3 separate regions of the Homo sapiens genome follow, and regions 1 and 2 are each linked to region 3. Evidence: chromatin contacts called from ENCODE Hi-C or POLR2A ChIA-PET data. All regions are on one chromosome and are shown on one strand. Each heading gives the region's core, a stretch centred on a gene start or an enhancer-like site at or near the end of the contact. The rest is flanking DNA. Distances are from core to core; before and after follow the strand shown. Region 1 holds the start of ADIRF-AS1 (ADIRF antisense RNA 1). Region 2 overlaps LOC101929727 (a long non-coding RNA gene). Region 3 holds the start of PAPSS2 (3'-phosphoadenosine 5'-phosphosulfate synthase 2).

Region 1 (3,811 bases), core at 28-2,527, 690 kb before region 3:
CTCCCCCACAGAGAAGGAGCTCAGAGTTAGAAATAAACAAAAACATCCCAGAGGCATGGAAAGGTCTCCTGCCCCTCGGGCTGGGGGGCCCTGGGCCAGGGACTTTATCTCCATGGCATCCATCCCTTGGACCTGTACCACCGAATACTCTGGAGGACACAGAGGCATGGCAATGGTGGGGCACCTGTAGTCGGTGGTGCCTCAACAGGGGCTAAAAGCCACATCTCTCTGTTCCAGTGTCAGCGGCCGGAGCGGCAGCTCAGCAAGTGGTGGACCAGGCCACAGAGGCGGGGCAGAAAGGTCTGGTGGGGCTGGAGGGAGGCGGGCAACCCCAGCACACCTCCCACTCCCCGCCCCATCCCGGCTGGGGCCCAGGCACATCCTCTCCTCTGCAGAGCCCTCTGTCCACAATGCCCCAAGCAGGTCCCCCGGGAGACCCAGGCCAGGCTAAGCCTACAGGCACTGTGGTTCCCGGGCCCTGCCTGACCTGCCCTCTCTCCCGCCCTTCCCCAGCCATGGACCAGCTGGCCAAGACCACCCAGGAAACCATCGACAAGACTGCTAACCAGGCCTCTGACACCTTCTCTGGGATTGGGAAAAAATTCGGCCTCCTGAAATGACAGCAGGGAGACTTGGGTCGGCCTCCTGAAATGACAGCAGGGAGACTTGGGTGACCCCCCTTCCAGGCGCCATCTAGCACAGCCTGGCCCTGATCTCCGGGCAGCCACCACCTCCTCGGTCTGCCCCCTCATTAAAATTCACGTTCCCACCCTGTGTCCACTTCATGATTCCTCGCAAGCTGGGCCCAGTCCTCTCATCCCAAGAGCAGAGCCACCGTAGCCGGAGTCCTAGCCTCCCAAATTCGGAAATCCAATCCAACGGTCTCAGGAATGTTTTCCATCCCGCCACGCGCCTCCCGAAGCTCCCAGACCGGAGGCTCAGCCCCCATCTCGGTTAGTGCCCCTCTCCCGCCCGACTTTAGAGCCAGCCCCTGCCCCTTATTCCCTGCCCCAGGATCCCGGCCCCTCCTGGGAGCTGGGCTGGACTCGGTCCTCAGATCCTCGGAAGGCTCAGCTCTGGGCGGGGCAAGGGACCTTGCAAGTCGGGGGGGCCTCGGGAACTTCTCTCCGCCAGCTGCGACTGGAGGCTGGGAACAGGGGAGACGACCCAGGGCCACGGCCCCTCAGGACTTCAGGCGGCCGGAGGTTGTGGGGACGAAGCGGAGTCGGGAGCCGGGCTTCCGGCCCTCACTACCCCGTCTCGGCCCGCGGGTTGCCTGCGTGCCCGCCCCACCCAGCGGTGAGTCATGGGGCAGGGCCCGCGGGAAGCTTTGTTGAGTGGGGCGCTGCCGCCCGGCGGGGTCCCGCCCCGCCACTCCCCGGGGAGGGGCTTCGGGGCACGGGGCCGTGCACGTGAGAACGAAGCACGGTTGTGGGGGGGGCATGCACGTGCGCGCTCGCGTGCGGGAGACCCCTCCCTTCCACACCACTTCCTTTCGGGACAAACCGGTAACCTCCGGCCCTGGAAGGTTTTGTCTAGTGGGTTCCGGATGGACTGGTGTTCCCAGCACCCCCCCGGCACGTGTCCACGCGTGTGGCCCCGGTACGGTGTATGCCTTGCCAGTAGGTGACTCAACGTGGCACTGGTTGAGCGCCGGATGAGGCCTGGCCCTGGCGCGGGGCGTGGGCTGCTGCGGCCCTTTCCTCCCCGCGCCCCTCACGCCCCAGCGGGCCCCTAGCGGTTCCCGTCCACCCGCTCCATGTCTTTACCCCGGTACTACCTCCACCTGCAGTCGCCTCCTCCTGCGCGCCAGTGGCCTCTGCGTTTCTGTTGAAAGGTACCGACTACGCGGTGCTTCCCAGTTCTGAGGCGATTTAGTCAGCGGACTCAAGGCGCGCTCCCTGCCTTCCCCGGCCTCCCAGCAGGGGACGAAGTCCCCAACCTGGCTGCCAGTCCAGATGCTGCAGTACAGGTCTGCCTAGGAGGCCGTTCCCTTCTCCAGTCTGAGATCTCCCTCGCGGGGCACGTGTCTACCACCCTTAACCCAGGGCTGCCCTGGTTCCACTATCGGTTACATGTTGCTGACTGTCCCCAAAAGGTTTCTTTGTAGAATGTGGGAAAGTCCTTGAAGAGACACCCGGAGCAGTGTCAGGGGCGCTTCCAGGAGCCCCTGCCTCCAGGAGCAGGTCCTAGGGTCTGGAGAGCCGGCCTCAGGGCCACTCCAGGAGGCTGGTGGGGCTGGACTGGCAGAGCCCAGCATCCTTCTGGTGTGCATCATTCCCCTATGACTCAGGGATGAATCCCAAGGGACTTTTCACTTGTTCTCCTTGTGAGTGATCGCCTTAAGTGCGACCCAGGTGCGGCCAAGGAGAGAGATCAGGCCTGAGGCCAGGAGTCTTCTAGAAAAGGCTTTTCTTGTCTTGAAGGCGGGGCATGGTGGCTCAGCCTGTAATCCCAGCACTTTGGGAGGCTGAGGCGGGAGAATGACTTGAGACCGGGAGGTCGAGGACCGCTGCACTCAGTCTGGGCAACAGAGTGAGACCCTGTCTCAGAAAAAAAAAAAAAAGCCGCCCTTCATCTTCCTCTGGACACCTTGTGGCTGGAAAGGAACCCTAGAACCAGCCACTTGGAACCACAGGAGGAACAAGTCTGAGGAACAAGTCTAAGGAAAAGCCCACCTGCTGATGAGGGCAGAGCCTCCCAGACCTCCAGCCTGTTCCCACAACACCCCCTCCCTTCCATCTCAGCCACCTTGACCTTCCCATCATGCTCCTGCTGCCTCGGTATCTTCACACCTGCGGCATTTTCTGCCTGGCATACTCTCCATAAATCACCCTTGCCTATTGCTCTTCCAAACGTCAGGTCTCAGCGGCCTTGGGTGTGCCGACACACACACACACACACACACACACACACAATATGCATCAGGCCCCTGGTGACACATTCTCACACCCCCTGTACCTCCTTTTTAGAGTCACAATGAGCCTTCATGTGTGCTTCTCCATAGTGGTGGTTCATGGGGCTGTAACCAGTCCCTTTTTAGTGCATGCTCTGTGTCTTCTGCGGTGCTCAGGCAGCACTGGCTAAATGATTGCATGGAGGACCATCCTTTTGTTCTCCTGATGGATGACAGTGAGTTCTCATTTTCAGGTTTACCATGGAACCATCTCTGCAATGCAGCCCCTTCCACATTGCCCCAGCCCCATGGAGCTGGTGCTCCGGTGGCGCTGTGCAATTGCCTGTTCCTGTGTGCCTCTGCTCCCCCGACACTAGGAGCCCTGGAGGGCAGGGCCAGGTGGGACTTGCCTTTTGAACCATGTCTGGGACACAGAGGGCACAGAGCCAGTGTCTCTGTAATAGGTCCCTTGCCTGATGGCAGGGCAAGTCCATACACCCGAAACACCGGGTTGCAGCAGAAGAAAGAGGTTTAGTCGCAGGGCTGCCAGACAAGATGGGAGAAAACCTCAAATCTCTCTCCGAGAAGTTTGGGGTTAGGGTTCTTAAGAGTTTTAGAGCAGGCCAAAGTGTGGAGATTGTTGATTTGTTGAAGAGTGCGGAGTGAAGTCATGGGGCCAGGGAGATGAAAAAACTGTATTCTCATGCTGATTATGTTCTTCTGGGCTGTTCAAACTGGTTGGGGTCACTTGTTTCACTGGAATTTGGAATCTGAAAAACATTTTAGGCTGGATGCGGTGGCTCATTCCTGTTTTCCCAGTACTCTGAAGGCCAAGGTGGGCGGATCATCTGACGTTAGGAGTTCGAGACCAGCCTGGCCACATAGTGAAACCCTGTCTCTACTAAAAATACAAAA
Region 2 (3,521 bases), core at 91-2,590, 610 kb after region 3:
GGATCCTCTGAGAACTTAGCTCAATACTTGTCCAATAGTAAACACTCCATAATGTTTGCCTGTTTGAATCTATAATCAAAATCTCCAGTAGGAGAAGGCCCTTGTATTTCTGTTTCATTTTTTTTGCTAGTTGGTGGGAGAACACACTTTTCAAAATACTAATAGTTCACCACCGGACAAGAGATACATACAACCCCAACTTCCAAGTAAATGGAAAATACCTTTTCTGGGTACGTTTATTTGGAAAGGGTTTCTTCACTTGAAGAAAGAATTAACAAACCCCTGTTTGGGAGGATAAAACAAGAAATTCCTTTGGGATGTCTCAAGTTTCTAGAGAGCCAGGCTCTCGCAGGCTGAGGTGGCTTCCACACTGTTCATGAACTGCTCTTGGCGGGCTGGTGGCCTGTTTGATATTCTGAGGTCTAGCAAAGATTTAGCTCCAGGGGGTCATCAAGAGGTCATGGTCTTGATCATTTCCTCTGTTATTTATCTTTGGCTTGTGGTACTGGAGCCTGCCTTTGATACAGGGCATTTCTACCACAGCTGCACAGAATCAAGCATTTCAGTGATTTGGTTTGAGGTGAAGGAGGCTTGGCTTCTAATGCTGCGAAAATGTCACTGGGTACATCTGAGAATATCTAGCTCTGTCCTTCACTGATGAGCAAATTCATTTCTGGGGGTTTACCAGTGGCACTTCCCAGACTTGGGTCAGGAAAGGAATCCTCCTGGTGAGGACAGCAGTTTTCAGTTTGAGTAATTCCATTTTCAGTTCCTTCTGAGACATTTTTCTTGCTCTGAGCTGGAGATAAAAGCAGCATGTCTCAGGCCTCTAGGGTGGATCTCTACTTTTCAACACTGTTTATGACTCACCTGTGACTGCCCTCAGTGCAGCCAAGGGGACCATTTATGCTGAATTAGCCTTTGGATTTTTCTTCTTAGTGACAGCAAAACTTCCGTGACAGCAAACAAGTAAACCACAGGAACATCCCTGGTCTGCTCAGCACAGCAGGCTCTTGGGTTCTCAGAGAGCCTGGGAGGACTTTTCAGCTTGTCTTATGTGGGTTTGTTCACCCCGTCCGGTTTCATTTTTATTTAAAACAATTGGTATCTTTCATCTTGGTTGCCAAGTATGGGTTGCATATGGTTTTGACCTGATATGAAGGGCCCAAATCAAATACCCAGGACTTGGCCTGGAAAATTGGTTGTATAAGACCTGCTCTCTTGTTCCCCTAAAAAGCAGCCTAGCAAATGGAAGCAATGGGTCCCAGGAGTTCGTTTCTGTATGCGGCTCTAACTCTGCCACGAAGGCCAGGACAGATAGTGTGCAGTGCTCTGTCATGTCTACCAGAGAAAATGATGCAACATGTGCTGGAGACTTTACCATCTGTGCAAGAGTGCAGCCCTAGGCTCAATCCAAAAGAAAAAGGAAGTGGCATTATAGCAGGGATATTCCCAGTGAGTCAAATTCCCAGAACAGCCTGTCCCTCCTCAAGGTGGTCAGTGTGCCCCAGCATCTCACCTCCAGATTTGGACTAAAACAGAACTGTTGCGTGCAGGGGTTAGAGAGGACTAGAGCAGTGATGTATTTTATATATCATATTTTCTAGCAATGGTTTTCCATCTGAAACCCAGTTTACATTGTGGCCCAGGGCACAGAAACAGAAGCTTTATGAAACAAGTTACTGTTTCCATGTGTCAGCATTCTAATTTTCCTTTCCTTTTCCTGTTCTTTTTTCTGTTATTTTAATTTTTTAAAAAAGCTTCTTGACTCACTAAATTACTATAACAAACCACTTATGAGTCAAAGCCCATATTTTGAAAAACAACATTGCATTAGTGTATACAGGCAGCACCTTGGGAACATTTATAGAATATGGATTCTTGGGTCCCTCTCCAGGGATTCTAATTCAGTCATTCCTGGGCCCAAGAATCTACGTTTTATGTTAACCTGACCTAAATGTGACCATTATGAGGGCAGGAAACGGTTTTGATCCCTAACATATCCCAAGTGCTTTACATGAAGAACTTGGTACAGCACAGGCTCTTGGTCATTGGTGGTTGAATAAATAAATGAATGAAAAAGTATTGATCTTCAAATGATTCCATCCTTCAACCCCAGCCGTGCCTCCCTTTGCATCTATACTGTTGTCTTCGTTTTTTTAAGATAGATACTCAAATAGTCTCTAGACCTTTGAATTGCAAAATTGCTTTGAATCTCCAAGTTGGAAGCTGCCTTGAAAGTCTCTAATCTAGGGATTCTCAGGTGTAGAAACTTTGTCTCGCTGCTTTAGAATTCCTTGGGGAAGTTTAAGGCAAATACATATCCCTAGACCCCAGCCCTGGAGTTTCAATCCAGGTAGATAGGGTTCATGGCCCAGGAATCTGCATTCTATCCTCCCTCGGGTGATGCTGTGGCCCAGCCAGGGTTGGGATGCACTGTTCTTGTGACCTCTCCCCACTGTGGATCACTGTGGATGGTGGTCACCCAGCCTCTGCTGGAAACATTTTGGGCTGGCAGAAAGAAACTCCCAGAGGTCTGCTCCACATTGAAAAGCTCTGCTTATTGGAAATTTCTTACTGATATTAGCTTCAATCACTTTCCTACTGCTGCTAGTCTTGGTTCTGCCCTCTGGAGCACCTCAACACAAGGCCAATTGGCTGCCTGACTGCTCATTGTGAAAATACAGAAAAAATATAAAGAAAGAAATGAAAATTTTTTAAAATCCCACCACCTTGAAGACATTGAATATTTCTTTTGGTCTTAATATATGTACACACATAAATGCATGTTATACTCACTTGATGTTTTTTAGAAATGACAAGCATCCTGTATTCTTGACTTAGCATTACATATTGTGGGTTTTCTCTTAACATTATATCACAAAAAATATCCCAGATAGAAAAATTTGCTTTAAACCCACATTTTAAAATGACTGCATTAAATTCCACTGTTTTGATCTATTAGAATTTATTCAGCCATTTCCTGTTAGTGTTGATTTAGGTTATTTCCAGTTTTCCACTATCATAACTAATGCTTAAATAAACATATTGCAAATAAACCATCGTCTGCATCCTGGATTATTTCTTTAAGCCAGACTCCTAGATGAAATTTATTGAGTTAGAAAACATGCTTTAAAAAACACTTGATACATATTGCCACTTACTATGCGAACAGGATGTGAAAGTTTTCACTTGTACCAGTCATTTTAATCCCTGATTAGAATTTAGTCATTCAAAAAAAAATGCCAAATTGATAGGTTAAAAAATTACGTTTCATTATAGTTTTTAATTTGTATACTTTTTGTTTACTCATAAGGCAGAACACGATTTTAAATATAAACACACATACATAAACATACATATGTACACATTTTGATTACTCATGAGGCAAAACATGTTCATATATATTTGTGTGTGTGTATTTTTTCCCATTTGTTTTGGCATTTCCCTTAAACAGGATGTTAAAAGATAAAGAAATAGATTTAGTCTATTTTTCTGCTAGAGAGAGGGGCCTCACACTT
Region 3 (3,648 bases), core at 890-3,389:
TCCAGGAAGTAGCTTACGTATTTGTCCTTAACTTCCTGTTTCAAGAAGACAGCTTTTTGTTTTTAGATGCAATATAAAAACAAAATAACAATCACGCAAATTGCTATTTTTCTTTTTTTTTTTTTGAGATGGAGTTTCACTCTTGTTACTCAGGCTGGAGTGCAATGGCGCAATCTCGGCTCACTGCAATCTCTGCCTCCCGGGTTCAAGCGATTCTCCTGCCTCAGCCTCCCAAGTAGCCGGGATTACAGGCATATGCCATCACATCTGGCTAATTTTGTATTTTTATTAGAGACAGGGTTTCATCATGTTGGTCAGTCTAGTCTCGAACTCCTGATACCAGGTGATCTGACTGCCTCGGCCTCCCAAAGTGCTGGGATTACAGGCATGAGCCACCGTGCCAGGCCGCAAATTGCTATTTTTCAATTCACATTTACTTTACCTTTTCTTAGGGCAAGATCTGGCAGAGTCTAAGATATGGTGGAAACTAATATAAAAGGATTTTTCCAATGAAATAAGAATAGGATGTTGCTATTTAAACTTCATATACATTTAAAATGTGCTAGTTTGTATGCAGAACAGAAACTCAAACTCAGTATTTGCCCCTAGCTGCTTACATTGGAAGGCAGTGGTGGCAGTTTACTCAAAATGAGTAAGAAAATAAATCAGCTTACAACTCTAGACTGTACAGACATGCAGGCTGCCTTTTACGTTTCTGACTCCTGATTTATTTTTCTTTCCCACCTTCCCACGGCGAAGGGCAGTCAATGAATACTCAGATCAAGTGTCTGTCTGGAAAGCTGGCAGTCTTCCAGAAATACAATTAGGTATGAAAGAAAAGTCCCATCCCTCACCTCCATAGAATATTACTCCAACTCTTTCACAGCAGGAACACTAGAGTGGGAATGAGAAGTGTGGCCCTTGTGTGTTACGTTACTTCTTTTGAGAGTATGGTCATATCCATCCGTTTGTAGCATTACACAAGGAGTCAGTTAAGGTACAAGGGGTGTGAGACCCAGTGACTGCCCCCAAAGTGCTTGTCACTAGAGCTTCTCTCCCTCACCTCTACTTGGCCTTGACATTTGGGTTCGTTCAGAGGGTTGCCCCATACTGCCTTTGGGTTCGTTCAGAGGGTTGCCCCATACTGCCTTCTGGTAAAATCTTGGCGCCCTAGGCCTAAGCCTGCTCATCTTGTGCCTCCTTTTCCTCCTCCTCAGGGCCCATTCCAGTGGAACAGAAGTGCTACTTTGGGGGTGGACTGAAACAAGTTGCTGGGCTTCCATTGGCCATTGCCACTTGCTTGTCGTTGTGAGGAGGGGCCGTGCCTCCACAGGCCCATACCTGTAACCTGACGATACTGTTGTGAGCGGGAATGGAGGAAGTGCATGGAAGCCCCTCAGCACGATGCATAGTGAACAGACAAGCTGTGAACCTTGGGAGTTATCACCATGTGTGATGATGCTGGTGAAGAAAGCCTGCACTGAGGAGGCTGTCAGCCTGGGTTTGAATCCCCTCATTTGGAATATAATCTTGGCAAAGTCTGAAAGCCTCAATTGCTCGTTTGTAAAACTGGAAGATAGTAGGACTTGCTGCCCGGGGTCGGGGCAGGATGGAGGGGGCCCATGAGAATTAAGGCAGAGCCCAGCGGAGTGCATTGTAAGGATCCATGAGTGTGAACCTTCGTTTTTACTACTGCATATGAGGATCCTGCCAACAAACCTGGCGGCTTCAAGCATCCTTGCCCTTAACCAAATAAGCTCTTAGGTCCTAGAGGCAGGAAGACTTCCTTGAAGAGGCGCGGGAGGCTGGTGAGGGGAGTGGAGGACGCTCTGGGACCCTCTGGGGGTGGGGCGGGCGGGGTGAACTTGACCCCAGGCCGCGTGCCGGGCGTGCCATCTGCCGCTCCGCTGCAAGGTCTCGCCCGGGACCGGGGCTGGCGGAGCGCGCGCCCGCGAGTAGGGGCCGGGCCGGGGACCCCGCCTAGGCGGCGGCGGCCGGGTCCCCAAGGCTGGGCGCTGCTTGCGGAACCGACGGGGCGGAGAGGAGCGTGGCGGGAGGAGGAGTAGGAGAAGGGGGCTGGTCAAGGGAAGTGCGACGTGTCTGCGGAGCCTTTTTATACCTCCTTCCCGGGAGTCCGGCAGCCGCTGCTGCTGCTGCTGCTGCTGCTGCCGCCGCCGCCGCCGCCGTCCCTGCGTCCTTCGGTCTCTGCTCCCGGGACCCGGGCTCCGCCGCAGCCAGCCAGCATGTCGGGGATCAAGAAGCAAAAGACGGTAGGCTTCCAGGCGCCGGCTTCCCTCCCCGCCACCGCACTGCACGCGCCGACCCCCAACCCCCAATTCCCCGGCACTTGGGTCCCACCCTCCCCGGGAGGGGGCGTCGGGAGGAGGAGTAAGAGTGGGGCACGGAGGGAAGCAAGAGAAAGAGGCTCTGTGTGGAATTCCCGGGGCAGTCCTCGCCCCGCAGCCCCTCTCCACCCCGCGACTCTGGGAATCTGCGCTCCTTGGGGTCGCCGCGCCCGCGAGAGACCTCCCGAGCTTCTCAAGTGGGTCCGGATCTAGATCCAGGACCAGGGACAGGAAATCCCCTTTCTTTCCCAAGAGCTCTTCCAGACCCGCCTTTTCTTCTGTAGGGTCTCGGAGCAGATCGAGCTGACTCCCGTTCTGCCAGGTCTGGTCGCTGGGGTTTTGTCTATGGGAACTTCCTTGGAGTGGGCTTTAATGACGGACTTTCATAGAGGAAACTGCAATTATCAAAGCAAACTGGAGGAAATTGCATTTCTACACTGGCGGGATTTAGCCCTCTAGCTTGATTTCGGCATTGGGTGGCATCTCGAGTTCAGTAATGAGGGGTGAGGGTGCCCCTCGGTTTGGTGGAGTAAGATGAGGGGACTGTGTTGAGGAGGCACACTTTTACCCAGAATTAATAATCTGAGCTGTCCTCCTTTAATGGGAAATATGAGGGCGTGTCAAAGAGAAAAGTTTCTTTCCCAGCAACATGGGCACCTATAAATTTTGCATTCTTAAAAATGGCAGCAGTTCTATTTGTCAATTATACCCCAATAAACTGAAAAAAAAAAAAAAAAAAAAAAAAAAAAAACCGGGAGCAGTAATCATAGACTCTTAGAGTTGGATGGCGCCTTCTAGACAGCACTGGGGCCACGTCAGATGTGGTCAGCAAGCCTTGATAAAATCCTACTCAGCAGTTTGGCCGCTGAACATTCTATCTTCAGCCACCACCCTGCAAGCCTCAGATGATTGTACTGGTTACTGAATGGGTTGACCTCTCTCTAGTAGATAGACGTGCAATGGACACATAGTAGGTGCCTGATAAATGTTTATTCTTATATAATGTGTATTACCGAAATATCTTTGAGGTGTATTTGTGGTGGGCCGGGGAGAGGTTTAAAAAAAAAAACAAAATATAAAGCCAAGAAGTGGGGAAGGAGTGTGGAGGGGCCATGCAGGGCTAGAAGGGTCATTTGAGCAGCAAGAGAACAGGGTGGGGGCTCTGTGGCTCCAGGGACCATACTGGACCAGCAGGAGGGTCCAGGGTGTAGGTGGCATCAATTTGGGAAGGGACATTTATCAAAATCCAGCTGCCTTTCTCAGGAGTAATTTTTAAGTGGGGGACTCTCAGCGTTGTAACATA

What was found. A loop is a pair of places that touch in the nucleus more often than their neighbours do. ChIA-PET counts read pairs that join two places held with the same protein, here RNA polymerase II (POLR2A). Pooled maps may share reads with other maps.
Region 1: a map of endothelial cell of umbilical vein shows a loop between it and region 3 (6-fold over the local background). The contact joins the promoter of ADIRF-AS1 here to the promoter of PAPSS2 in region 3. A Hi-C loop is called at or near these places in 1 of 168 maps with a recorded cell type or tissue (endothelial cell of umbilical vein). POLR2A ChIA-PET finds 5 or more read pairs at or near these places in 1 of 52 experiments (PC-9).
Region 2: a loop to region 3 is called in a map with no recorded cell type, with 2.5 times the contacts of the local background. The contact joins the enhancer-like site here to the promoter of PAPSS2 in region 3. A Hi-C loop is called at or near these places in 2 of 37 single-sample maps with no recorded cell type and 4 of 50 pooled maps. POLR2A ChIA-PET finds 5 or more read pairs at or near these places in 1 of 52 experiments (AG04449).

The regions. Positions count from the first base shown.
Region 1 is chr10:86,969,963-86,973,773 of GRCh38, forward strand. It overlaps ADIRF-AS1 (ADIRF antisense RNA 1), which reads right to left and starts at 1,278. Exons shown (of 2, transcript NR_170185.1): 1 at 1-1,278. ADIRF (adipogenesis regulatory factor) reads left to right here. Exons shown (of 3, transcript NM_006829.3): 2 at 238-300; 3 at 514-953. The coding sequence ends at 620. LOC124902474 reads left to right here and starts at 1,443. Exons shown (of 3, transcript XM_047426123.1): 1 at 1,443-1,602; 2 at 3,151-3,295. The coding sequence starts at 1,443. AGAP11 (ArfGAP with GTPase domain, ankyrin repeat and PH domain 11) reads left to right here and starts at 374. Exons shown (of 11, transcript NR_171046.1): 1 at 374-953. RefSeq lists enhancers at 1-219, 220-971, 808-2,007 and a silencer at 1,206-1,755.
Region 2 is chr10:88,270,596-88,274,116 of GRCh38, forward strand. All of the region lies in intron 1 of LOC101929727 (a long non-coding RNA gene), which reads left to right. It also overlaps a transcript of RNLS not described here. Among named protein-coding and RNA genes, the nearest start is that of RNLS, 310 kb to the right of the region's middle. RefSeq lists an enhancer at 1,006-1,055. Within about 2 kb of position 1,341, at least 7 of the 41 ENCODE cell types and tissues checked have a DNase peak (open chromatin) inside an H3K27ac peak, as active enhancers do.
Region 3 is chr10:87,657,739-87,661,386 of GRCh38, forward strand. It overlaps PAPSS2 (3'-phosphoadenosine 5'-phosphosulfate synthase 2), which reads left to right and starts at 2,140. Exons shown (of 13, transcript NM_001015880.2): 1 at 2,140-2,270. The coding sequence starts at 2,244. RefSeq lists a silencer at 1,888-2,127.